2 separate regions of the Homo sapiens genome follow, and region 2 is linked to region 1. The links are chromatin loops, found by intact Hi-C in ENCODE. Cell type or tissue: gastrocnemius medialis. All regions are shown on one strand. Each heading gives the region's core, and the rest is flanking DNA. Links, peaks and the distances in the headings are about the cores only.

Region 1 (8,469 bases), core at 3,077-5,576:
TTGATGATGGTAACGTACAGATGGGGTTTTGGTGTGGAGGTCCTTTCTGTTTGTTAGTTTTCCTTCTAACAGTCAGGACCCTCAGCTGCAGGTCTGTTGGAGTTTGCTGGAGGTCCACTCCAGACCCTGTTTGCCTGGGTATCACCAGCGGAGGCTGCAGAACAACAAATATTGCAGAGCGGCAAATGTTGCTGCCTGATCCTTCCTCTGGAAGCTTCGTCTCAGAGGGGCACCTGGCTGTATGAGGTGTCAGTTGGCCCCTACTTGGAGGTGTCTCCCAGTTAGGCTACTCAGGGGTCAGGGAACCACTTGAGGAGGCAGTCTCCATACTCAGATCTCCAACTCCGTGCTTGGAGAACCACTACTGTCTTCAATGCTGTCAGACAGGGATGTGCAAGTCTGAAGAAGTTTCTGCTGCCTTTTGTTCAGCTATGCCCTACCCCCAGAGGTGGAGTCTACAGAGGCAGGCAGGCCTCCTTGAGCTGCAGTGGGCTCCACCCAGTTTGAGCTTCCTGGCTGCTTTGTTTATCTACTCAAGCCTCAGCAATGGTGGATGCCCCTCCTCACAGCCTCCCTGCCACCTTGCAGTTTGATCTCAGACTGCTGTGCTAGCAGTGAGTGAGGCTCCATGGGCATGGCACCCTCCAAGCCAGGCACAGGATATAATCTCCTGGTGTGCCGTTTGCTAAGACCATTGGAAAAGCACAGTATTAGGGTGGGAGTGACCCGACTTTCCAGGTACCATCTGTCACGGCTTCCCTTGGCTAGGAAAGGGAATTCCCCAACCCCTAGTGCTTCCTGGGTGAGGTGATGCCCCACCCTGCTCTGTGGGCTGCACCCACTGTCCAACAAGCCCCAGTGAGATGAACCTGGTACCTCAGTTGGAAATGCAGAAATCACCCATCTTCTGCATCACTCACGCTGGGAGCTGTAGACTGGAGCTCTTCCTATCCGGCCATCTTGGAACCTCTCTCCAAGGTACAGTTTTAAATTCTGGGTGCTGACGTTAGGGAATGAGGAACACTGATAATGCAATAAATATCGAAGCCCTTCTAAGTGATGCTGGGAAGGATGTAGACATTCAGAGTCAGCCATTGTTATTGGTTGAATTGAGTCCCCTCAAAAGATGTTGAGGTCCTAACTAACCTCTAGTAGCTGTGAAAGTAACTTTATTTGGACCTAAGGTCTTTGCAGATGATCAAATTAAGATGAGGTCATTAGGGTGGGCTCTACATCAATACGACTAGCACCCTTATAGAAAAAGGAAGTTTGGACATTGACATATACATAGGGAGAATGCCATGTGAAGACTGAGGTTATGCAGCCATAAGCCAAGGAACTACCCAAAGCTACGACAGGCCAGGAACAGATCCTTTCCTGACACCTTCAGAGACAGCATGGTCCTGTGTACACCTTGACTTGAACTTCTAACTTCCAGAACGGTGAGTCTATAAATTTTTGTCATAAATGCCACTCGGTTTGTGGCATTTTTTTTTTTTTTTGAGTCAGAGTCCTGCTCTGCTGCCCAGGCTGGAGTGCAGTGGTGTGATCTCAGCTCACTGCAACCTCTGCCTCCTGGGTTCAAGCAATTCTCTTGCCTCAGCCTCCCTAGTAGCTGGGATTACAGGTGCACGCCACCGTGCCTGGCTAATTTTTGTATTTTTAGTAGAGACGGAGTTTCACCATGTTGGTCAGGCTGGTCTCGAACTCCTGATCTCAGGTGATCCACCCGCCTTGGCCTCCCAAAGTGCTGGGATTACAGGTGTGAGCCACCACGCCCGGAGGTTTGTTGCATTTTGTTATGGCAACCCTAGCAAACGAACACAGCCATACCCTGCTGAGAGTGTGCTCATTCAGTTAAGAGTCAGAGAAGTCTGTATTAGGCACCTCTTGCCCTTGACATCCTGCTGTGTAGAGTAAAGGCTTTCCTGGGTGAGGGCAGCAAATATTTCACAGAAATAGAGTGTTACAACTCCAGCATTTCCCTGGATATTGATAGTACAGAGAAATAGAACCAGCCACAGCCATTGAAGTATGGCTGATATGACTCTGTATTTAAAGTCTAGAAGTGGTGAAATCATAGGCAGGGAGAACTGCATCAACAAGCATTGAATCTCTGATACAAGCAAGCTGATGTGGCCCAGTCTGATACAGAAGAAGACAGTGACAGGAGCAGGGATACAGGGGAGACCCAGGAAGGAGATGACTGCCTGATCACTTTGCTATCCTGCCCTGCGGAGCAAGAATTGATAGTTGGCACTAACCCAGCACGCTGTAATCCATGGGGAAGTTGCAAACTACGCATATGCGGTATAGTGCTGTATGTATCGATGCTAAGTAAGGTTCACTTAATTGTGTGGGTTCTGTTCTCTCTAAAATATTTTGGCATTTTAATCCATGTCCCCGGGTAAACAGATAATCTGCAGACATTGCTAAGGAGAGAAATCTACAACAAACCAGCTTTATCTGAGGGTTGTATCAAAGGCTCTGGGTCAGAGTGGGCAGCTCTGGTTGGGGGTGTCTCTAAGCAGTGGTTCTTAAACACTGACAATTAACTGGGAGTGCTCATTAAAAAAAGAGTTTAGGTCGGGCGTGGTGTCTCATGCCTGTAATGCCAGCACTTTGGGAGGCTGAGGTGGGCAGGTCACTTGAGGTTGGAAGTTCAAGACCAGCCTGGTCAACATGGGGAAACCCCCACCTCTACTAAAAATACAAAAATTAGCTGGGCATGGTGGTGCATGCCTGAAGTCCCAGCTACTGCGGAGGCTGAGGCATGAGAATCACTTAAACCCAGGAAGTGGTAGTTGCAGTGAGCTGAGGTCATGCCACTGCACTCCAGCCTGGGCCACACAGCAAGACTGTCTCAAAAAAAAAAAAAAAAAAAAAGAGTTTACCAGTATAGGGAAGCAAACCTGCAAATTCCGATTTAGTAGAATCTACATGTGTACCCATCAGCCCTAAGTGCTTCTCAGTGCTTCTGTGTTTGGGTGGTGACGGTTACATGGAACTCCCAGCAAGAGGCTGTGGCCCCATGAGGATACTGGCACACACACAATGTGCCCCCTCCCTTCCTCCATTCTACATATTTTTTTGCTGGAAAATGGTAAATGGTAACAGTGCAGGTAGAGGATAATGGAGGGATGGAAGCTGAGAATGCATAAAGGAAAGGAGGTAAGGAATCCTGGATGGCTTCTCTGGCGCTCCCAGCCACCAGCTCCCGTTCATCTTTGGTGTTCTCATTGTTGTTCAGGAGAGAACATCAAGTCACTCAAAGTTCCACGGTGAACAATGATTGAGTTAACCGCATCCAGGGTTTCTCAAATTTTGTCTTTCCTTCAGGAACTTCTTGCAATGCTGAATGAAAGACACCATCCAAAGAGAGACAGAGAAAGAAATGTTTGCTGAGTCATCAAATATGGTGGTGATTCTTGTTTTTATGTATAGAATTTTTTTTTAAGTTCTTACATTTGCAGGGGAAGCCCCTTTTGAAGAAACACTGGTGGCCACTGTAGTTTCATTCATTGCTCTGTGGATGGGGAGTGCATTGAGGAAAGGGGGATGGCCTCTGTCATCCTCAAATGAGGAATAGAAAGGAATCTGCAGCAGAGACCCAGAACCTGGGGTTGAGATGAGGGCAAGGCTCAGGCCAGAGAATTCGGAGATCTCAGACACCCTTCCCCTTTTTCCATCTGTTAGCAAGAAGCTGGCCATTTTAAAGAAATTGTAATAAAATACACCTAACAAAGCTAGGCCTTTGATTAAACCTTTTTTCCCTGGCTGAGATGAAGAACACTTCTTTTTTTTTTTTTTTTTTCTTGAGATGGTGTTTTGCTCTTGTTGCCCAGGCTGGAGAGTGCAATGGCACGATCTTGGCTCACCGCAACCTCTGCCTCCTGGGTTCAAACGATTCTCCTGCCTCAGCCTCTCGAGTAGCTGGGATTACAGGCACCTACGATCACACCCGGCTAATTTTTTGTATTTTTAGTAGAGACGGGGTTTCACCATATTGGCCAGACTGGTCTTGAACTCCTGACCTCAGGTAATCCACCTGCCTCAGCCTCCCAAAGTGCTGAGATTACAGGCGTGAGCCACCGTGCCCGGCCTGAAGACACTTCTTTTGCAATGCATTTACCACTTTAGAAGTGGTTGCTTTCCTCTCAGAATAGGTGTGTTGGGGGAACACTCAGAATGGGAGGGCAAGCAGGGAGTCCACTCTGTGTGCAGGGTGCAAAGCAACTTCCACATCAACTTAATACCATCAGATTGCTCAGTAGTAGAGACATTTTATTGCTGTGATCCCATTAACTCTGACATTGCACTGTTCTATTCTTGGACACTTTCTTACTATCGAAAGCCAGCAAAGCTTAACAGCTGCTGAGAACCACAAAATAAAAAGAAATAGCTTTGGTCTTGTTGGATTGAATTTTTCTTTTTTTGGCCTCTTTTTCCCTTTGGGCTTCAACTATTTCCTCTACCACAAGGGCTGACGTCAATGCTGTCACCAGGCACATGGACCAACTGGGCTTGTCTGGGGACAGAGAGTCTGTCAAATCTTACCCACACAGGGTGGGAGGTCCCACCATGGTGCAGTGAGAACAGACCAATGGAACCAGCATTTCTCTGAAAAGACAAGCAGAGGGTTGACCCATCACATGCTCACTCCTCTGCCAGTATTGAAACTGTCCTCTCCTTTGTGTGCAGAAAGGAGGCCAGGACCAAAAGTCACCAACAAGTGCATTGGTCAGGGTTTTCTACCTATTCCATGAAACAAACTTTCAGCCAATTAAATGAAAAACCTTTTAGCACATGGTTAACGTTAAATTCTCATTCAGGCCTTTGAAACTGACTGAGGTTTGGCCATTGCTTAAATTAGATGCCAAAGTTCTGTCTCGTCTTTTCCCAAGTGGCTGGAGACAGGTTTGTGACAATGTCCCAATTCCTCTATGACTGGAGGAGGGAGTGAGGGTGCCCATGGGCTGTTTCCCATTCTCAGGAGGGAGGAGGGTGAGTCCCTGTGCTGACTAGGGGCTGGGAAACTTGGTGACATGGTACAACCTCACTTGCCACAATTGCAGAGAAATGTGTTGGTGGCTGGCAGTCCAAGTGCCACTGAGTTTCTCTCTCATGCCACCTTGGCTTACGGGCCATGACTTGGCCACCTCTTAAATTCTTTCTAAAATAATCAGTATGATTATGCAAAGTTTATAAAAATCAGCAAAATTCAGACAAGGTAAAGGTAGAGAGATGAAACAGAGCTACATGTCTATGTATTAGAGAAGCTTTTGAGATTCATTATTTAGATTCCTAATAAGAAAAACTCTATGATGGAAGGAAGGGGAAATCTTCCTATAAGTTTAGTGCCTGCTGGACAAAGTCTTTGTATGTGTACTGCCAAGCAATAGATAGAATCCCAGAACTAGAGGCTTTGAAAATACAGCCACATCTAACAGGCAAGGCCAAGCTTTGCTCTGCTCAGCACCTGCTGCCCTTCTTTCCAGGACATTCTTTCTCTTGCTCATCATGAGCCCCAGTTCCTGCCCTATGAGGAGCTACATATCCAGGCCTGATCTCACACATGCATCCTGACTTACTGACGTCTCTCTACAAGTTGACTACTCTTTTCCAAACTCACATGTCTAAAGTAGAATTATTTTCTCTGCCAATCTAGGTTCCGTTACCAGCTATCACGCTTCTTAGAATTGCCATCATTCTTCCAGCCTTCTAGGTGCAAATCCTTAGAGTCAGTCATCCTTGAATTTTCTCTCTCTTTCATCATTTGTAATCAGTCACCAAGCACTATTGAACATTGCTTGTCAAACCTTCTCTGCATGCTCCTTCCCTACACACCCCTTGTTATAACCCTATCCATGACTAACCCTCCCACCCAAAATACTCTTTGCTGGTTTCCCCACGACAGGAACTAACTTCCGTGCCAGAATAAGCCACCTAAGACAACAGTTGGAGAGATCACCTTATCACATATGAGTAATGTGACTCTGAGAAAGTTATATAACATTTCTGAATCTCAGTTTTCCTCATCAATGAGAACAACACTCATATCACTGGGATACTAGGAAACAGACATATGTGTCAAATACTTGATAAAGCCCTCTCCCAAGATGCATGCTATGATTATTTAGGGCGATATTATTTTGGCCACTGTTGCCCCCAAGTAATTTCTGGTTTCCAGTATGATTAACTAATCTGATTACATCACACAATAGTCAAAGAATTAAGCAGCTGAACAATTGCAAAGAGCTTTTCCTCAGTGGAGACACCATTGCAAAGAGCAGTAAGGGGTGAACGATAACAGGCTGCATCCCACGGTAGTGGGTATCATATAATCTGGTCTTCAAAATGAACCTATCCTTTTTCCTCCAACCACCACTTCCCCTTTCTCTGTCATCACTGGCAATTTTCTCTCCTTTTTTTCCTCTTTCCTAACCTTTTCTATACCTCTATTTCCATGAGACAGAAAATCTTATGTTGCCGTTTTAATGAGATCTCTGATTTTCTTTTTTTTTTTTTGAGATAGAAACACCCATTTATAATGCTTAATTATATCACCTTTGATATTATTCATTAGTTATTTCCTCTAGCAATGTGTTATATTCCAAACCACTGAAGTCAAGACTTAACCTTTTGTGACTGCTGCAGCTTAAGGTACACATTAGTGTTCAATGAATATGTGATTGATTTATGAAGAGCATCACGCTTGGTCATTACTAACATACTTGAGTGATGTCTGGTATGTACTCACACGTGAATATTCTTCCTATAGTTTAACTTGTGTAAGTTTTAGCTTTTCAACTAAGTGGAAAACCATTTAAAGGCAAGCATCTATCCTCTTATCAGCATTCTATCAGTGCTAGCACACAGTAGGTGTCATAGAAACTCACTACATTCCCTAAACATAATAACAATTGCTTATGGAGCACTTACTAAATGCCAGGCACAGGAAAGTCTGTAACTACTTGGCATGAAATAGATCTTTAATTATAACAACAGCTCTGTCATGTGGGTTTCATAATATCTAGTTATACAACAGTAAGTTGAGATCACACAGGTAGTAAATGGCAGAGCCAGGATTTAAACTCAGGCTTGCCTGACTTCAAAGAATGTGTTCATAGCCCCTCTCTGTCCCTAACTCTCATACTTCCCACTGTTTACATATTCTACAAGCGACTCTACTGAAAGGGAGCCTAGTTTTGTCTTTCACTTTTAATACATTTTCATGGCAACTCATATTTTTAGTGAATATTTGTTCTCTAGCTAAAGATGGATCATGTATTCCTTCTGAACCTTGCCTTGTTTTGTTTTGGCCATTGATAGTTATTCTAGGCATGGTCTCTTTGACAATGAATCTCCTCAAAAGACAACACAATAAATTATGAAAAGAAGAGACTATAAATTATAAACTGAGTTAATCTGCATCTCTTAGGGAAGGAAGTTTTGGACTCTGGAAGAAGATCCTCTACATTCTCATTTTAAAACTGTACTATCTCTCATATTACGGGTGAATTCTCAACAGGAAAGTTATTTGTGGTAGCAGGTTGTGTTTTCCAAAGATGGTCATAATGTTTCCCACCCCACATACTCTCCTGTAACCTTGACAATGTTCCATTAAGGAGTGTTCCCTCTGTGTTCTCTCCCTTCAATCCTGGGCAGGCTTTAATGATTGTCTTGACAAATATAGTACAGGTTGTTGTGTATCGCTAATCCCAAAATATCCAAAATCCAAAACACTTCTGGCCCCAAGCATTTTGGATAAGGGATCCTCAACCTATGTGGTGGAAGTAAGCAGTGTGACTTCTGAATTAGGTAACAAATATGCTATGCGCTTCTACTTTGCTCTTGCAGAATGCTCATGCTTGGAACCCTATGTCCAAGTTGTAAGGAAGCCCAAGCAGCCCATAAAGAGGCCCACGTTAAGAAGAACCAGGACCCACAGTCTAAGTGAACTCTCAGCTAATAGCACCATTTTGCCAACCATGTGAGTGAACCATCTTCATAGTTGACTTGCCAGCCCCCAGTTGTGCTGCCCCAGAAACATTGCATGGAACAGATGACCCTTCCCCCTGAGCCTGGCCCAAATGGCAGATTTGTGAACAAAATAAATGACTGTTGTCTTAAGCCCTAGATTTTTGGGATAGTTTGTTATGTGGCAATTGATAAATGGACATGGGCCATGCAAATTCTCATTGTTCTTGTCTTCCCCTAGTTTTCTAAAGGGAAGGAAAAAAAGTGTGTGTGTGTCTGGGAAGGCATAGAGGAGTGAGGAAAGCTGGGAGGCAGGGGCTGCTCCTCTATACATCTCACCTCTTCCACTCTTCTTTCTGCACACATCGCCGACCCCTTACTAGGCGTTCTCTGCCTCTATGCCTGTGACAACTCTTTGTCACATTCAAGAAAGTATAATTAGTGTGGTTCTCACATAAGAATGTTAAACCCCTAATGGTGTCTGGAAAT
Region 2 (6,507 bases), core at 739-3,238, 160 kb after region 1:
CATGAAACATAACTGCAGGTGGGTTCTCTATGGAATGTGACATTTGGAACTTTCCTACGTTATTTTTACCTAATGCATTTCTTGTCAGTTAGTGACCTCTTATTATTAAAAATCGATCAGTAAATAAATGAACATCTGTGATTACCACAAACTTTCACTTCTTTACAAAAGTCCAGTTGAGTCACATTAACTTCATTCTGTAGGATTACTAGACTGTAAAGGAATGTCATAAGTAGAGTGTTTAGAATAACTTCACGTAGAGAACCAAGAAGCAAGAAGATTAAAGGTGAGTGATATTGGGACCTGGAGCAATGAGAGCCATTTTTGAAGTATATCGATCTTGGAAAAGTTACTTTCTGTCTGCCTCCTGATACACAAAACAGATACAATAATAACTCTATTGTATGAGGTTGGGTGAGAAAATGAATGCGAAGTGCCCAGTAGACTACTTGGGTATCACAGCAGCCAAATGAGTGGCAGGGGGGACCAGGGAGTCTTGGGGCAGCCTGGGCAGACAAAGGAAGCTGAGGCAAAGTCCAGCTTGTCTAAAACCCACAGTTCCTGTGTCAGAGGGGAGAGGTGTATTCTGAGGAGTCAGGAGGCTTTGCTCATAGCTCAGCTCCACTTTCTTTAACTCTTGAGACTTGGGCAAGTTATACAATTGCCCTGTGCCTCAGTTTCCTCATAAGTGAAACTGGGATAATAACAGTTGCTACAGTTCATGCAGCTGAGATCATGAAATACTATGCAGCCATAAAAAAGGATAAGTTCATGTCTTTTGTAGGGACATGGATGAAGCTGGAAACCATCATTCTCAGCAAACTATCGCATGAAGATTGAGATCATGAAAGCAAAGAGTCTGGAACATAACGAGCTCTCAAAATATGTGGCTGCTTAACTGCAGCTGATAGGCAGGGGGGCAGGGCTAAAACTGGGGTGCTAGGAGTGACGTGTTCAGCTCAGGGTGTTTGGGAAGTGTTATGGTACCTCATTTGGCTTATTGGAAGCTGCACATAGATAGGGCAAGAGCCTGTTCTCAGGACGCTGACATGGGGAGCAAAGTACACTGCCATTTGTTTTCTCCTTTAGTAGACAATTTGCTCTATGTTTCTTGGGGGCTACACTTCAAATCTTGAGAGCAAAACTAGCAATATCATGAACATGGCTCTTATTCTATCCTAAGGTCTGCTGTGGGCTGTGACAGTGGAAGTTGGAGGAGTTATACCTGATTAAACAACCAATCATCTTTTATTGAAGATAAAAGTACCATTCTCTACTATTGATTAGTAGAAGATGCCAACTTAGAGGATTATGAAGGTGAAGGGGGGTGACAAGGCAGAGTGTGTGTTTGTGTTTACCTGAGACACTGAGGTGGAGGAGAGGAAAGGCTTGCATATGGGGCCTGGAACATTGTAGATGCTCAGTAATTATTGGTTGAAGGAATGAACAAGAGAAAAATCAAGGTTTACAAAGCTGTCAATAGGCTAAATAATAGGTCAAAATCAGGATGAGCTGTAGAGGGAAGAAATGTCAAGTTTTGCCGAATGGTGGAGATTTTGCCCAGCAGAAATAAATGCCACAAAGATTTATGAGATGTCATTAATTACAAGCTTAATAGGCAACCATATGCTTCTCTCCTTTAGTAGGAGTTTAAAAATGTACATGTAAGCCATGCTATTAAATTCAGAGAGGAAACAGACCCTCTGGGGTTGACCATGGCCAAGCCCATCTTTAGTTTTAGGGAGTAGATATAGAGGAGGAACGCCAGCAAGGGCTTGAAAGTTCTATCATAGGGGCAGCAAGTCAAGGGATTTATAAGTCTTGGTATGGAAAAAGAAAGAAATCTTATTGAAAACAGAAGAGTCGACTTCAAATGTTTAAATATCTGAAGCACTGCCATGTAGAAGATGAATTAGCCTTACTGAAGCTGTTAAATATTTCTTGGATGTCTGCTGCTTGCAAAATGCTCATTTACTCATTTTACAAATATTGATTGTCCACATATTCTGTACCAGATACTGTCCTAGATACTGCAGTAAGGTCACTGCCCTCTGGAACCTAACACTTAATGGAGGATGGGGAAGACCATCCATAACAAGGAAGCACAGAAAATAATGTCTGGTGGGGGAAGGATGGAACTGTACCTGGTGTTTATCCTCACATATTTGCATTAAAACCTAGTGGGATATACTTATTATTTGTTGTGCCATGAGTTAAAGATAGATAATAATTCAATTAAAGGAAGAACTTTCTCCCAACAGAATATGGGCTCTGTCAAAAAGTAGTGAATTCTGTCACTGGAAATGTTTAAAAACAAATCCTCCTTGGCCATCTTTTAGGACAGTTGTAGAAAATTGATGAATTGGAGCTAGAACTAGATCAATGGTTAAAGAGCTTTGGAATTCATAGACCAATATAAATTTTTAAAGTGGTAGGTGCCAACATAAGCTTGCCAAATTTTTATAGGTCTAGTATATTAAAGGAAAACTGAAACTTTTCAAAAATATAAAGGCCATTTTTAAGGGATCTATAATAAAGGAATGACATCAGAATAAAATGTTCCTTGGGTTAAGTGAATTTGGTTATATAAAATTTCCTAATATTGGCCTTACTTTTAAAATTTCGCAACAGACCATCAAAAACTTCATTACTGGCCAGAAACAGTCCATAGGCTAGAATTTCAAGACAGAACCACTTGACCTTTAAGGGCTCCCTAATATGTTTTAAATGTTTATGTATTATTAAAGTTTAGGATACTTTTGTGTGTAGTTTTGGGGTTGGTGTCTATGCATTTAAAGCTGAGGCTAAAACTAACTATGGGCAAATTATGTAACTTCCATGAACCTTGGTTTTTGTTCCTGTGATGTGGGGATGATAATATTATTGATCCATGGTGTTGCAAGAGTTCACTGAGATAATACAATTGAAGCACTTGATGCAGTGAGTAGTTTGTAGTAAGTGTTCAATAAAAATGATAGCCACCCCCACCCTTTGTCAGATCTTCTGTCCCAGGGGAAACGGTGGGATGAGGGGCATTTCTAATGGATAATGATGTCAGTACATACCATTTTCTAAATACTCTATTTTCCAACAGCAGAATAGATTATTTGGCTTGTAATACTTGTACCCTGCCCCCTATTACCAGAGAAATAAACAAGAGTCACAACTAGTTACCAAAAGGATGGTTTTCTCTCTGCTCCTGTTTCATTTGTTTTCCTAGGCTCCTACTTCTGTTGCCTGCCTTCTCTGGCACTCACCCACCTCTTTGTAGAAGGGCCAACCACCTATTACTTTTTCTCTTAACTCTTGGAACTCTTCCATTTTCTCCTCCACCTGAAGCTTGCTTGTCAGTGTACCAAGGGTGTTGCTTCTCCTGACCTCCTCCGGGCCCTGTCTGCCACTGCCAATATGACCAACACTCTTAGCAAGTTTTTAAAATTGATAAGAACCTTTGACATTAATATCAACAAATCCGGCTCGGTTTCTTTACCAGGTAATAGATTGTGTCCAAATGCTGTGGAAATTCATGTCCTTAGGCCTGTGACTTCAAGTCTGAAAGCTCAAACAATGTGAAAGATGACCGATGTTTGAAAGCTGAGCTGCCATCAGCCCTCCACAGCTCATCCTCTGTGACAATACCCAGCAGTGTCTACTCAAAAGAATGCATTGTTCTAACTACAGCTAATGCTTCTCTCCTTTAGTAGGAGTGATACTGTGATGTCATTAACAGTGATCAGATTTAAGTCCGTGACAGGTGGCAGAATTCAAGAACTCAATTCTTCAGTAGCAGTAAATCTGGACACGAAGGTGCTTGAAATACAAAGGTCTTAACTGAAGGACATCAGAGTCCTATGATTTGGCATTTGCACAAAGTAAGATGTGCTGAATAACTCCTGAATTACTTTTCATTACTGCCTATGTTAGTTTCACATTTATGACTTTAAAGCTTAAAATGTGGCTGGGCATGCTAGAGAAATAAAAGCATAGAATGCTGTAATTACTGAACAAAGTGGAATGGATAAAGAATTGGTCCAAAAGGCAGGCCCAGTCTTAACTTATAAGTAGAAATTCTTCCTTGACCGAGATATTGCTATACTTTCAATTCATTCCCTCTATCTCTCTTTGCATTTTAAATTTTCTCTATAAAAAGTAGATTACCTAGGACTTTATAGCCTGTAAGGCCTTTTGCTTTTACCCTCAGTGAGATGGGAGTCACTGGAGCATTTTGAGCAAAGGGGAGGGAGGACCTGCTTTACCTTTTAACAGGATTCCTCTCATTGCATTGATCCCTCTCTCACTGCTGTATGGGAATCAAGGCAAAGAAAGAAGACCAATACACAGGCTATTGAAATAATAATAAAGAGATGACAATAGCTTAGTCCAAACAAGATGGAAGCAGTGGACATAGTGAGATAGGAATCTTATATTTTGAAGGAAGCATTAAATGAATGTATTGATGGAGCAGATGTACATTGTAAGAAAAAAACCCATGAATCCCCTGAAATCACTACAAGATTTTCAGCATTAGCAACTAGAAGGAAGAGTTGCTATTTCCTGAGATGGAGAAGACTTGAGAGAAGTTGCCAGGAGTGGTGATAGGGTGTTGGAGATAGATCATGAATTTATTTGACTTCTGACACGTCAAGTTTGAAATGCCTTGACATCAAGTAGGCATGTCAAGTAGAAGATGAATATCCAAGTCAGGCATTCAGGGTGCAACTCAGGCAAGAGACATGCATTAAGGAAGCTGCAGTGCATCTGTGGTGTTTAAAGGCATGAGACATGATAGGGTAAGAGAGGAGGGAAAGATAAGATGCAAGCTGAGTCCTGGGCACTTTAACTTGAAGTTGGAGAAAGAGGAGAAATCAACAAAGGAGCAATAAGGAGCCACAAAGGGAGGTGGAGTCCTAAGAACCAAATGAAGAAGGTTTCAACAAAGGACGAACAACCCATGTGTCTAAGGCTGGTCTCTTAAATATTCTAAACCAATTCACAAATATAATCAAAGTCTTTTACTCCTTTCAAAATAAAATAACACATCTAATAGTAATTACACATTTCAAATCAAAATCTCAAGGCTAATTTGTCAGATACTCTAATATGTCAGATTGTTTCAGTAATATACCTTTAAAAATAAATAACCACAAATAAAATGAATGATTATGAGATGTACTGCTAAACTTAGCACAAAAGCATTAAGGCTTAACGTTAAGGCTAACAGGGTTGGCTCATGTTATCCCTTCTCTACTCCACAGGTTGTAAGGTCATTTTCGCAATCTAGGAGGAAACATTTACTCTATCAGTGGAGCCACATTACAATATACTTATTTACCTGTCAAATTTAATACCAACATATGAGACCTGGCCACTACGTACCTCAAAGCTGATTCTCTCCAAATTCTAACTGAACAAGCTGATCCCGTTCTGATTGTTGAGTTCTGTGTGCAATGTCATTAGGGTACCCCATGCCTATATCTTCCAGCTGGAGTTTAGTTTCACAACCCTGCACGTCACACATTTCCTAGAACATATTTCAAGCTTTACCTTCAATCAATTTTTATTATAACCTTATTTCAACATGTTATCACCTAATTTAGGTAGACGAAATTCTGCGCCTTTAACCAAGTTGCAGTTAATTTCTTTCATGCCTCAACTGGATTCAACTAATGTCTTTTCTACTTGATTGAATTCTGCATTCTTATTTTTTTGGTCTGAATCTTGGTTACAATTTTAGAATCATTTTTATCGACAAGAGAAGAGCTTAAGGTCCATGAAAGTGATGGGACCAAGCACAGGTTGGATTTCTTTATTCCAGTGCATAACACCTAAAGCTTCTGTCCTAGGGTTTGTTTGAATGGTGCTCAGAACTATGAAGGATCCATAGCCTATTCTTACTTAGCTGCGAGAATACCACACAGAAGAGCTTCAGAGTTGGAGGTGAGGGCTAGAGGAACCATTAAAGAGGGCTGATATGTCTCATTTATTCAAAAGACCCGTATTTGACCCTACCATTCGCTGGCACTGTGCTAGGGTTAAGCAGTGTGTTTTGAGATGCGTTTATGTGTGCTTGATACCTGCTCCTTTTGATCTGGTGTAGGCAGGGTTGAGATTCAGCTGTGCCCACTGGCACGGCTGTACTGGTAATTTGCAGCTGGTGTCTATTCTGATTGGTTAGTACTTGTTTCATAAATGCTGTTACATATTATGAATATCATCCATGATGTTAGAGATACTAAAGTAAACAGAATACATTTCTATCTTTTGAAGTTTTTTTGTTTGTTTTAATGATTTCAAAGAGGCATCTATCCCTTCTTATCTCTATTACAACCATCTTGATATCCAAATAGTAAATAGTAATCTTGGCTGGGTGCGGTGGCTCAGGCCTGTATTCTCAGCACTTTCAGAGGCTGAGGCTGACAGATTACCTGAGGTCGGAGTTCGAGACCAGCCTGACCAATATGGTGAAACCCTGTCTCTACTAAAAATACAAAAATTAGCTGGGTGTGG

What was found. Hi-C counts contacts between places; a loop is a spot of excess contacts. Peaks named below come from ENCODE experiments on the same cell type or tissue, not always from the same donor. Only the 100,000 strongest peaks of a DNase experiment are listed, where the experiment ranks them.
Region 2: a loop joins it to region 1, with 3 times the contacts of the local background. A loop is called at or near these places in 22 of 110 quality-filtered maps.

The regions. Positions count from the first base shown.
Region 1 is chr6:46,229,926-46,238,394 of GRCh38, forward strand. The region is part of intron 4 of RCAN2 (regulator of calcineurin 2); the gene reads right to left. LOC105375079 (a long non-coding RNA gene) reads left to right here. Exons shown (of 5, transcript XR_001743802.3): 2 at 7,861-7,993. Among named protein-coding and RNA genes, the nearest start is that of ENPP5, 63 kb to the left of the region's middle. In gastrocnemius medialis, for the core only: no CTCF peak of the experiment used is centred there; DNase peaks (open chromatin) are centred at 4,536 and 5,495; H3K27ac peaks cover 2,117 bases.
Region 2 is chr6:46,390,469-46,396,975 of GRCh38, forward strand. All of the region lies in intron 2 of RCAN2 (regulator of calcineurin 2), which reads right to left. Among named protein-coding and RNA genes, the nearest start is that of RCAN2, 98 kb to the right of the region's middle. In gastrocnemius medialis, for the core only: no CTCF peak of the experiment used is centred there; no DNase peak of the experiment used is centred there.